2 separate regions of the Homo sapiens genome follow, and region 1 is linked to region 2. Evidence: chromatin loops called from intact Hi-C (ENCODE). Cell type or tissue: heart right ventricle. All regions are shown on one strand. Links, peaks and the distances in the headings refer to the core of each region. The heading gives the core; the rest is flanking DNA. Region 1 overlaps ERG (ETS transcription factor ERG). Region 2 holds the start of LOC105372802 (a long non-coding RNA gene).

Evidence for each region. A loop is a pair of places that touch in the nucleus more often than their neighbours do. Peaks named below come from ENCODE experiments on the same cell type or tissue, not always from the same donor. Only the 100,000 strongest peaks of a DNase experiment are listed, where the experiment ranks them.
Region 1: a loop joins it to region 2, with 2.4 times the contacts of the local background. A loop is called at or near these places in 12 of 110 quality-filtered maps.

What each region holds. Positions count from the first base shown.
Region 1 is chr21:38,377,898-38,383,283 of GRCh38, forward strand. ERG (ETS transcription factor ERG) reads right to left here. Exons shown (of 10, transcript NM_182918.4): 10 at 2,139-5,386. Among named protein-coding and RNA genes, the nearest start is that of LINC01423, 35 kb to the left of the region's middle. In heart right ventricle, for the core only: a CTCF peak has its summit at 2,702; no DNase peak of the experiment used is centred there.
Region 2 is chr21:38,502,526-38,507,911 of GRCh38, forward strand. It overlaps LOC105372802 (a long non-coding RNA gene), which reads left to right and starts at 1,293. Exons shown (of 4, transcript XR_937712.3): 1 at 1,293-1,464. It also overlaps a transcript of ERG not described here and the pseudogene SNRPGP13. RefSeq lists an enhancer at 4,552-5,052. In heart right ventricle, for the core only: a CTCF peak has its summit at 3,349 (motif pointing right); a DNase peak (open chromatin) is centred at 3,287; H3K4me3 peaks cover 2,746 bases; H3K27ac peaks cover 2,341 bases.

The sequences.
Region 1 (5,386 bases), core at 373-5,372, 120 kb before region 2:
GGGGTGGTCTTCCTCATAAGTGAGAAAACATGAAAGCAAAGTTCATTTATCCCATCAGTTGGCTGCTTCTCACCATTCACCTGGGCCCTGCAGTGCTGAGAAAATAGGATGTATTTTAATCTCCAAGCAGACTGGACTCCAATCAATTTAGAGACACAGAGCCACAACATAATTCAATTTGGGGTGATTCCACTGTCTCTGTAATGTCTAAAGCCCTAATGTACTGCTGACTCTTAGGACAAACTGGCACTGATCAAGAGTGAGGCCACTAAGCCATCACTGATTTCAGACTCTCACCCCTGACTTTCTATGTATGGACAACACTTAATATTTCACAGAACCCAAGTTGCACTGGACCGAAGAAGACCTAAATAGCCATGTAGTCCATGTGCTGCCAAACACCTGGCAAATAGTTGCATGGTTGTTAAATAAGCACACCTCATATCCAGGAACTCCTGGACAAAGGCTGACCATTCCATCTGGACCTCCTCCAACTTCTAAAAAGCTTTCTCTTGAATTTGGCCAATGGGCATCCCTGCTGAGCCCACCTTTAGTCCAGATGTTACCTTTCTGGATGTTCATTCATGCATATAGCTGCAAACGTTTTCCAACAGCTTGATATTGCTAGGCACTGTGCTGGGTCCTGAATCAATGGGTGATAAGGGTAATCCCACTTTCAGCAGAGACACTGACAGCCCCTACTTGACATGGTCCTGGGTTCTCTCATTCCCCTTGTCTCTCCCCACTGAACCTGCACTAACTGTCCTATGTCCCTCTTTAAGTGTAGGCCCAGAATTGATGTTGCAGTCTAATGTATAACAAATAAGTCCTCGTTTGTGACCTGTTTCAGAAAATGCAACCTAAGATTGGGCAGTCATGTCACCTTCCCGTTTAATTTTCTGTCCATATGAGGCAAAATAGCTTAAGATTAAGAAAAAGCTTTTGGAATTAACTAGCCCTGGAACAAGCATTTGTTGCACCTCTTACGCTGCAGAGCTGGGCAAATTGTTCAATCTGTCAAGACATTTTTTTAAGTGTACCGTAGGGGCAGTTGGAAGGAGTAATGAGGCAGTGTGTATACAGCACCTGACCTAGTCATGGCTCATTAAAAGCTGCTATTCTACATCTCATTGCTGTCATCTCCAAAACGCTGAAGTCTTTTCACATGTGCTGCTGCTCCATCAAACTCCCAGATGTTTTGGGGAGGACTGGATGGAGGTCCTAACACCTTCAAGATCTAACCCGTCACCTCAGCCTGTTCTTTGGCATCCTGGATGTGTCACATAACCTATTGTCATCTCAGCCCCATGGCATTTGGAGCTGAGATCAGGATAGCTTCTGTATCCTCATCTGAGTAAAGTATGACCAAGTAAGTTCAAGGGCCGCAGCCTGGGGTTTAATCCTGCGACCTCCCTTCTAGACGAGCATCCATTTTTTAATTAGTACTGTTTGGCTGTGCTTATTCAATGAGTCATGAGTCATAAACTTGTAACATCTCCAGATTGTTTTATGAAGTCATATCAGGATGAAATTCTGCCTACCTACTATTTCTGTATTATCTTCTTTAGGAAACATGCCATGTGGCTACAGAACATGAAAAAACCATTTTTTTTTTCCATAAAGTTTCTACATATAACATGCTTCCTGCAGAAGTTTGTAATTCACATATTCTAGCACTAATTATAATCAGGTAATATTATGACTTTCTCCAACAGAATAATAGTTTAACATTTTTTTGTGAGAAGATAATGATGTTTTACTCAGTAAAATGAGTTTAAAATTACAAGTTAGAAAAGTTTATCTAGTTGTTTCTATATAGCATTAATCTGGGCTGCTTTGTCAAAAATTTATTTTATTTTTGAATCAGGGTGTCACTCTGTCACCCAGGCTAGTGGCGTGATCACAGCTCACTGCAGCCTTGAACTCCTGGGACTGCAGTTGTGCACCACCATGCCCGGCTTTTTGTATTTATTTATTTTTTTGTAGAGACTGGGTACTCTCATGTTGCCCAGGCTGGTCCCGGGCTCAAGCGATCCACCCGCCTCTGTCCTTCAAAGTGTTGGGATTACAGGTGTGAGTCAACAAGATTTCTTTAAACCAAGGTTAAAAGATAAAAAGAAGGCACAGAATTTGGTGTATTTTTGAGTAGTCCAAAGTAATTTTTATTCTCTAATTAGTCACCTCACGACTTTATTTGAATGAATTAATGAGAAGCTAAATAAACTAGCTTTTTAAAAAATATTTTCTTCTCTTTCTCCAGGCAATGGGTCACTTTGGGGCGCTGCAGAACATCTGTGCTTTCCCTGTGCCCCATCACCTTCCCAGCTCCTGAGCTGTAGCCATCTCTGCTGCACCTGCTGTCAGAGGGCAGCTCCTCCGGCTCCTGCTCCTGGGTTGCAGGTGCCACATCTGTGCAGAAGGCTTAGGAGAAGCAGTGAGCCTTCTAACTGCAGCAGTCCTGACAAAGCACTTTGTGAACCCCTCCGGGACATAAGGGCATCAAACTAGGAACAAAAACACAGTCTTGACTGTGATTTGGTGATTTTACCACATACAAGGCCCGAAAGCCAATTGAAGACAAGAAAAGAAGACAAATCTCTTGCCAGCAGGAGTAAGATTGTACAGGAGTCTGAGTATACATCAGGGCAAGCCAAGAGACAGGGACAAACAGAGAGAAAAGGTTCATGCAATTATGAATATGACCTGGAGGGGGCTTTGGAATTAGATTACAACAGTAACAGAGAGTTAATGCCATTTTGAAACAATTTAAGAATTATGTATTTGAAGGAACTCAGTATTATCATGTTATCCAAAATTATCCCAGTTGCTCATAAGACTTGCTAATAACCTGGACTGGGGGTGGAGGGTTGAGGGATCTAATGGAAAACATCTGTTAAAATTGAATATGATAATCATGTCTTGTTTTTATGATCTTGCTCATGAGACAGTCTTGAAGAGAGAACTGAGTGATTATCCAAGTAAATGTGTATTTCTATGAAGAATGTAGGTGTGTCTTGACTTTGCATTCCAAAATAAAAATGACTGATCTTTTCCATTAGCACAGTTTGGGTCAGCCTAACTGCCAGCTTTCATGATTGTATTTATTTATTTTCCCTAAGGAGATACGGGCACTTTGTGGGCCTTCCCAGGCTGCTGCAAAATGATGGATGGTTGGGCTCCGTCTAATCCAAATGACACGGGGTGTCAGGAGCATTGGTAATCGTGTCCTGCCGACTTCAAAGCCCACTGCCAAAACATCCACAGCACAGAGGTTTGGCAACTTCACATAATCATAGCAAAAGGACTGCAACGTGAAAAAAACAGGCCCTGAAACAGCTATGAAAAGGGCCAGTTCAGAAACCTATTCAGCTAAGATGTTTCGGCTAGCGCCTTCGCACGGTCACCTTGTATTTTCACCTTTTGAGTTGCCTTCACCTGGACCAAGGTTGGCAGCATTTGTGATTCAAAGAAAAGATGCCCAGGGAAACTGACTCTAGATTATGGAAATAAACATTGTCTTCAAGGGATAGCCAGCAACATCAGGCTCAGGGCTAGTGAATCCCAAGCCACAGTGCCCAGGTAACTCTGATGTAGCAGGACTAAAGCTGTCTACCTAGTGAGAGCTCCTGAAAGAGAAACCCCGCAGCAAATCTAGACGTTATCCCTTGTTTCTGTAAAGTGAGAAATTGCAGCTATCCATGACGCTTTATTTGCCAGTAATAATACAGTTTGCCTTACGAGTGGTAGCTTGTTCACTGTTCAACAAATGTATTTTAATCATAGCAGGAATTAAGGGTGATTTGTGACCAGGTGCTGAACTAGAATTTCTCAATGACAACCCCAGCTTCATAGGCCTCTTTCCATTCCAGGCATAAATATGGAGGCTCCAATGTGAAACCCGGGGTCCTTCTGTTCCAAAAGGGGCTAGAAATAAAAGACAGGAGGGGAGGCAAGAAGGACCTGGAGAGGCTGACGCCATTTGGGTGCCAAACATCCTATTTCCTTGGCTCTCCCTTGCACAAGTTCCTGGACAAAGTAAATTATAACACAAAATCCACAACATTCAGCACATGTTTTCATTAAGCAACTTTAGTCACTAAAAAAAGTGCAAATGCAGACTCCTGTATAAATCTGATTTGCCATGCTAGGCCAAGCTTATTTTATTACATACATTCTGCATTCTAAGAACTAATAACTTCATATTGTAAACATTAAGCATACAGAGTTAAAATTCAAGGCCACATTATATCGATTGTCTCTTTTGTCGTGTGTCTTTGGCTGGCCGAGATCAACTCGTAGTGTATAAATGCATAAGTTATATAATTATTATATAAAAAGGGGGAAAAACATTGACTTGTATACTTCATTCTGACAAACGCACAGCGTTCGCGACTCAAAGGAAAACTGGAGGCCGCCTACCCAAAATGCCTGCGTGATTTCTGATTGTGGCAGCCAAGAAGGCCATCTCTTACCTGACCCTGTGGAGAACAAAGCCCCCACATAATGATGAGGTCCTGAATGTTTCTCTTAAATATCAGACAATTCCAGTTAAAATTTTCATTTGACAAACAAAGAAAGAGATGCGCATTTTTGTTTCTGAATTCTACTACTTCCCCTTTCTCCATTACGCTGTGTCCTTTCTCCTAACACTGGGTTTGGTATAACACTGACTGCATGAACCCTCGAGTCTCCATAACTCATTGTACACAGTCCCCAAATGTCCTGAGTCCAGTCTTCATTGCTTGAGAAGTTTCTTTCCCAGCCCTGGTCTCCTCCTTCTCTGCCTCTTCCTCCTCCTTCTTCACCCCTCTGTCTACAATCACACGCTCACTCTATACACATCCTCAGTCCCACCTTTTAGTTCATAGTCCCGGTAATACTGTAAAGGAGTTGGAAACTTTGGGTCATCTTCACAGTTTGAGAAAGCTGACAGCTGTCCATCAAACGGAATGTATTTGATTTCAACCAAAACAGCACATGCCATGCAGTTGCATATCAACGTCTGTTGATGGGCCACAGTCTCTCTCGTGTCTTTTCTCTTGTTTTTGATATGTTTCTATTTTTAAATACAGGTAGTTTTCCTTAAAATGGCATTATAAACGGTATGTTAGGTCAAAACTGTGTTGTTTCTATTGCTTTAGTTTCATCCCAGTTTGCATTAGTGGGATTCCAAACTCTACTCTAAAGTTTATACATTTCTTAAGACCACTTTCTTTGGCACTTTGTCCTTAAGACTTCATGCTTCTACATACACTGTCTTTTACAAGGTCAGTCCACAGATGATATGTCCATATTCGTGACATTTTTAGCATCCTCCTCATTTCTGTAGTAAGACTTCAGTAACTCCCTCCCAAGAGTCTTTGGATCTCTTCCCCGGCTTCCTTCC
Region 2 (5,386 bases), core at 235-5,234:
GTGGAGATGTCAACTAGTTGGCAGCAGAACAGTATTGGAACGGTGGTAATACAAGGAAATAGTATCATCATATTAGAAACTTTGGAATGAGTATAAATAATGGCTGTTCAACAGAAAAACCCATGTCCCCTCTCCAAAGGGCCTGTTTCACTATATGTAAAAATTAGGTCATGTATGTTTTCATATTAGACTTTTTGTTAAATAACCTTTTTTTTTTTTTTTTTTGAGTCTCACTCTGTCGCCCAGGCTGGAGTGCAGTGGCGTGATCTCAGCTCACTGCAAGCTCCGCCTCCTGGGCTCATGCCATTCTCCTGCCTCAGCCTCCTGAGTAGCTGGGACTACAGGTGCCCGCCACCACCCTGGCTAATTTTTTGTATTTTTAGTAGAGACAGGTTTTCACCATGTTGGCCAGGATGGTCTCGATCTCTTGACCTTGTGATCCACTCGCCTCAGCCTCCCAAAGTGCTGGGATTACAGGCGTGAGCCACCACGCCCGGCCAATAACCTTTTGTAATAGTCAAAAAATAAAAAATAAATAAAAAGGCAAAGTAAAAATATTGACAGCTATATCTTATAATACCAATGGCAGAGAAGCTTTTTGTTTTTTCCCCTCTTCTTCTTTGGTTCACTTATATTTTCAAAACATAAATTTGTAATAAACATAAATTATATCCTAATATAAAAATATGTAAGTAACATGCAATGTTGTTCATTTTTGTAAATATCTGAAAAATACAGGCATGTTCTGTAAAAAGTGCAGCCCACAATACTTGTAGGTGTCAAACCTTTTAGCATGCCCAAATGCCTGTTCTTTTTTAAATGTCTACAGCAAGCATAGAGCTCTTTTTTTTTTTCATTTTATTAAGAAAACCCAGAAACGCTCAAGAGTTTCGTGGAGGCCATCTATGCGGCATTAATCCATTCAGGTGATATTAATGGCCTTTTCCTGCCAGGAACTCCAGTGGGCACTCAGGAAGCCAGGATTACAGGGCTCTATCCAGTCACCGCATGTCTCGGCATTCGGGAAGCCTATCTCAGTCTCCTCAAATTCTGCACACATAAAACTTCAGAGCCTGGGAGCGACCCATGAAACGCAGGTTTTTAAGGACAAAACAATAGGACAAAAGTGCTGTATATTGTCCTTAAGATGACACATGAATTTAAAATGCATAGTGTTTGGATTATTCATGAGAGCCCCGCAAGAACGATGTCCCAGGGGTTTTTGCCAGGAACATGCCTGAGATTGTAGATAAGAATCAAGCATCTGGGGCTGCCGCACAATGGAAAACTCCAGCACTCCATGGAACTTTTCCATCTGCAGCAGTCGGAGGATTTGCCTGAGAACATACGCGGCATGAAGACACTCTCAGCCCTCAAGGGCACCCAGTCAGCGCTGTTTAAGGACGGTTTTTCTGTTCACAGCATACTTCATGATTACAGCTTCACTCCATTGGATACAACTATGTGAGTATGTGTGTATGAGTGTGTGAGTGTGTGTATGAGGGTGTGTGTGTGGGGGGGTAGGGGAGTGCCATATCCCCCAGCAGCACATTAAGAAATAATCCAATTACAATTTAAATAACCATTGTTTCAACACTTTCTCTAAGTGGTGAATGTATTCTTCAGTCTCTTGGTTGATCTGAACTAATAGAAACCAAGGAAACTGTTATCACATACCAAATCCTCAACTTCTCAACACCAAGTTGCAATTTCCTTAATACTGAAGCACACGTCAGTTCAGTTCTATAAGCTCCCATGGAGCAATGATTTCAATAAACACAATTTCATAAGCATCCCACACGTTCTCAAGTTTAGGCCAATTTTGCTCTTACTCAACTCCATATGACTTTAAAAATGCAGGAATATTAAAACCATTATCAAGGACTCCAAATAGGTCAATGTATTATCTGTGGTTTTAAGAAAGAAACCTAAGAGGAGAGTAATTATTTTGTCACCATTATTTAGCTTAAAATAACTTTTAAATGTATTGTTCCAATTATTAGGCTTCTCCATATAATTTGGAAACCATTAAATGAGTTTCAACTTCTTTGTCCGTATAACTGGGTATATCTGAGCATAGATGCTACAGACATCACGTTGCCATTGGTGCCCATAAGGCTTCGTATGCCCACAGGGCATATAATTAAGATTCACAAAAGCATCTGACTGGCATCCCACTCTACCCCCGACTCAGATCCAAAGTATCCTTTCCCAGGTACTGTCCCCTGTCACCATCCTTGGCCAAATTGAGAATTTATCCCAGGTTGTTGAAATTAATTTTGATTTTGATTCTAGTCAGAGTTTTAAATGATTTTTTAAGAAGTGTGTCAATCTCACCTATAAGATACTAAACAGCATCACTTATTTTTGTCTTAATCTGTCACTATTTTATGAATTATTTTTAAAGAAAATACAGATTACTTCTTAAAGAAAGATCATAAGTGGCACTATAATAGCATTCAATTGATAGAAATTGATGTAGAAGCCTGCATTAATAATTTTTCCTGCTGCTTTCTAAAGTTGGCTTTTAGTTTTCGGTTGAGGTGGGCTTTAATTCAGCATCACCTCATTTGATGATTTATTTACTAATTTATTTCCATCACAAATGGAATCAGAAATGAAGCGAAGGCAAAAAATCTTTGCCACAAATTCATTTATATTTGCATGAGTATCACCAGGCTACCTGCGGATGCAATGAAGCCCTATACCCGTGCCTGAAGTCAGGAGCACAGGACACTGGGAGTCTGTCTCAGCGCAGTAACTGCTACATGGTACGCTCCACATGGTATCCTCTCCACCTGAGCCCTCCTCATCCCTCGCCCCCTCTCCACACCTCACCCTCTCCACACTGTATTATCTCCCACTGCAAGCAACGCAGAGGACACAGAGGTGCAGCTGAAGTGAAGGCAGGCCAGTTCTTTTCCAATTCACTCTTATGAAAATGTGTTAAATCCCGTTAAATGCACCGACCTGAACTGAAATGATGATATCAGTAAATTTGTTGTTGTCATCTGATGCCCACACAGATCTCAGCACATGTTTTGGGAAAGGCTGCAGTGTTCAAGGAGTACTAGAAATGTTCTTTCTGAGTGGACTGGCCATGATAAGCCAAAGAATATTATAGCCGATAGGGATAAATCATGGTTTTCCCACTGCGCGGTTGCCTGGTGGAGATTATTCCAGCCTTTATTTACAGCTACAAAAATAATCCTGCCTCAAGGATTTTAGGAAGCAACCACCTCCTGCCTAAAGAACTACACTGCATTGTTGACTTGCCAGCTAGAAACCAGACATGAGTCGTGCAGGGAAGTTCCCTTTGAACGGCTTGAATTGTTGTCACTAGAGGGTGCTAAATGCCCCTCAAAAAGGCCTTTAGAGAGAATACTAGTGTGCCTAATTCTTGATTTAAATTCCTTGAATTGACATTATTTTACAAAGTGGTCTCATTTTTTACTTGTTAAAATTAAGATCTAACATTTATAATGCAGAAATGGTGTTTTTTTTTGAAAAATTTGGATTGTTCATTATTATAGAACATAAAGAAATACACGTTTTAGGAGCAAACATGAATTACACAGATCTGAATATAAGATTAAAGGCATAAATCTGGGGGGGTGAGATTTGTCCATGGAAATTGTATAATTGTTTTATGCCACTGTTAATGATTTTAAAGCCTGAAAAATTTACCACTTTACAATAATTTTAGATTGTTCAATATGTTCCCAAATGTGAGTTGCATCAAATTCGGTAAATGTAGAGTATGTTTGTTTTCTCTGTACACAATACTGACGTCAGTGCTAGTGCCTGCCTAAACTCAGACACCAGTAGATCCTTTTCCAGAACTAAGTGTTATAGGAGGAATATGGATTATACTGTAATATATCAGATGTGAAAAAAGCCTCACGGTCCCTTCCTTTCTCAAAAAAAACGTGTAGTATTTTGGAATATGCATGGAGTATAGCACTTCTAAAAATGGTACTTTATGTATATATGAAGTAAAATAGGCCTTAAAACTTAATATACAGATTTCCTTGAAAATAATCTTATTATACATTTACACTGACTTTTTGGTCATCCAAACATTATGCACTTAAGCAAAAAGAAATATAACCAATTTTGCAACTTTCCTCTTCCTGCCTTTGCTTCTACTTAAAAATATCTGCAGTATTTCCTTTTCTCGCCGCTTCCACTTTGGTTCATATACCAAGGAATCGTGAGGTCAATGGGTGACAGTTGTTTGTCTGTGTTCACGGCTGTCGGGCGGGGCTGGGTGTGGGTAAGGCTCTGACCGACATCTGAAGAGGCTTCACCCACTGCGGTTTAGGATACATTTTCCTCTCGCTCTGCCAGTAGAACAGGGAGGCTAGTTTTCAATGTGTTCTACAGAAGGATAATTAAGGCAGTGTGTCACCTGCTCGTCTGCTATTTTTAAAAGGAAACAAACATAACCTTTGCATGTGAGAGGCATTGCAAACTAGATGGGAGGAGGCCCGGACCCTGTAACAGTCGTACATTCCGGTCCCAGCTTCGCTGGGGTGCAACTGCAGATAAAAGACGCTGGCTCGACAAAAAGCGCCCCTGGGCTCTGCATTGCCAGCATGCACAATACGAATTGCTAATGATGAGCTGGCTTAGGTAGGAACTGAGGACCCTGAGTGCAGGGCTAACCTCTGCTTCACAGGAGGGGTCCACTGGCGCGCGCTGGAGGCGGGGAGCCTTCGTGATATTTCTCCGAAGGGAAGAGTCCATGCAGCATCCTGATAACAGGGACCTTGGCTTCATCCCCAACTGCTCGGTGACCCCGATGCGTCATTTAATTCATTTGTGCCAATATTCCTTTTTCAATCAACCAGTAACTTTGCAGGTTTGTTCAAAGAAGAAATTAAAATGCATTGGAGATGGAAGGCAGCCATCTTCCCGGAGCCCCAGTGCTGACACTGGGAGGGGAACCCCAGGATTCCCTCATGACTGTGTCAGTGATGGCCCTCAACAAGCACTTACTGAATGAGTGAATGAATGAATGAATGAATGAATGAAGCCGGCCACAGAGCCCAGGAGTATCAGGGGAGAGCAATACTGGCTGTGTCAGTGGCTAGTCCAGGAGAGCCCTTCAAGAGCCCAGAGTTCGACTTGAACTTGGGACTCCCCTGGGATGGGTGAGGTTCTCTCAACAGCAGTTGACAGGAGGGAACTGGGACAGGCCCAGCCAGTTTCATTCAGTCCAGCCAGCTGTGGCTCCTCTTTAGGAATGTGGCCAGGCCCAGCTGTGGCCAAAGCACCAGCCAGTCCCTCAGTTCTGAACAGAACGTGCCCAGCATCAGTGCCTTCATTTGTTTTTAAACTGCCTGCTGACCATCCACAAAGTTAAGATGACAGCTGGGACTTA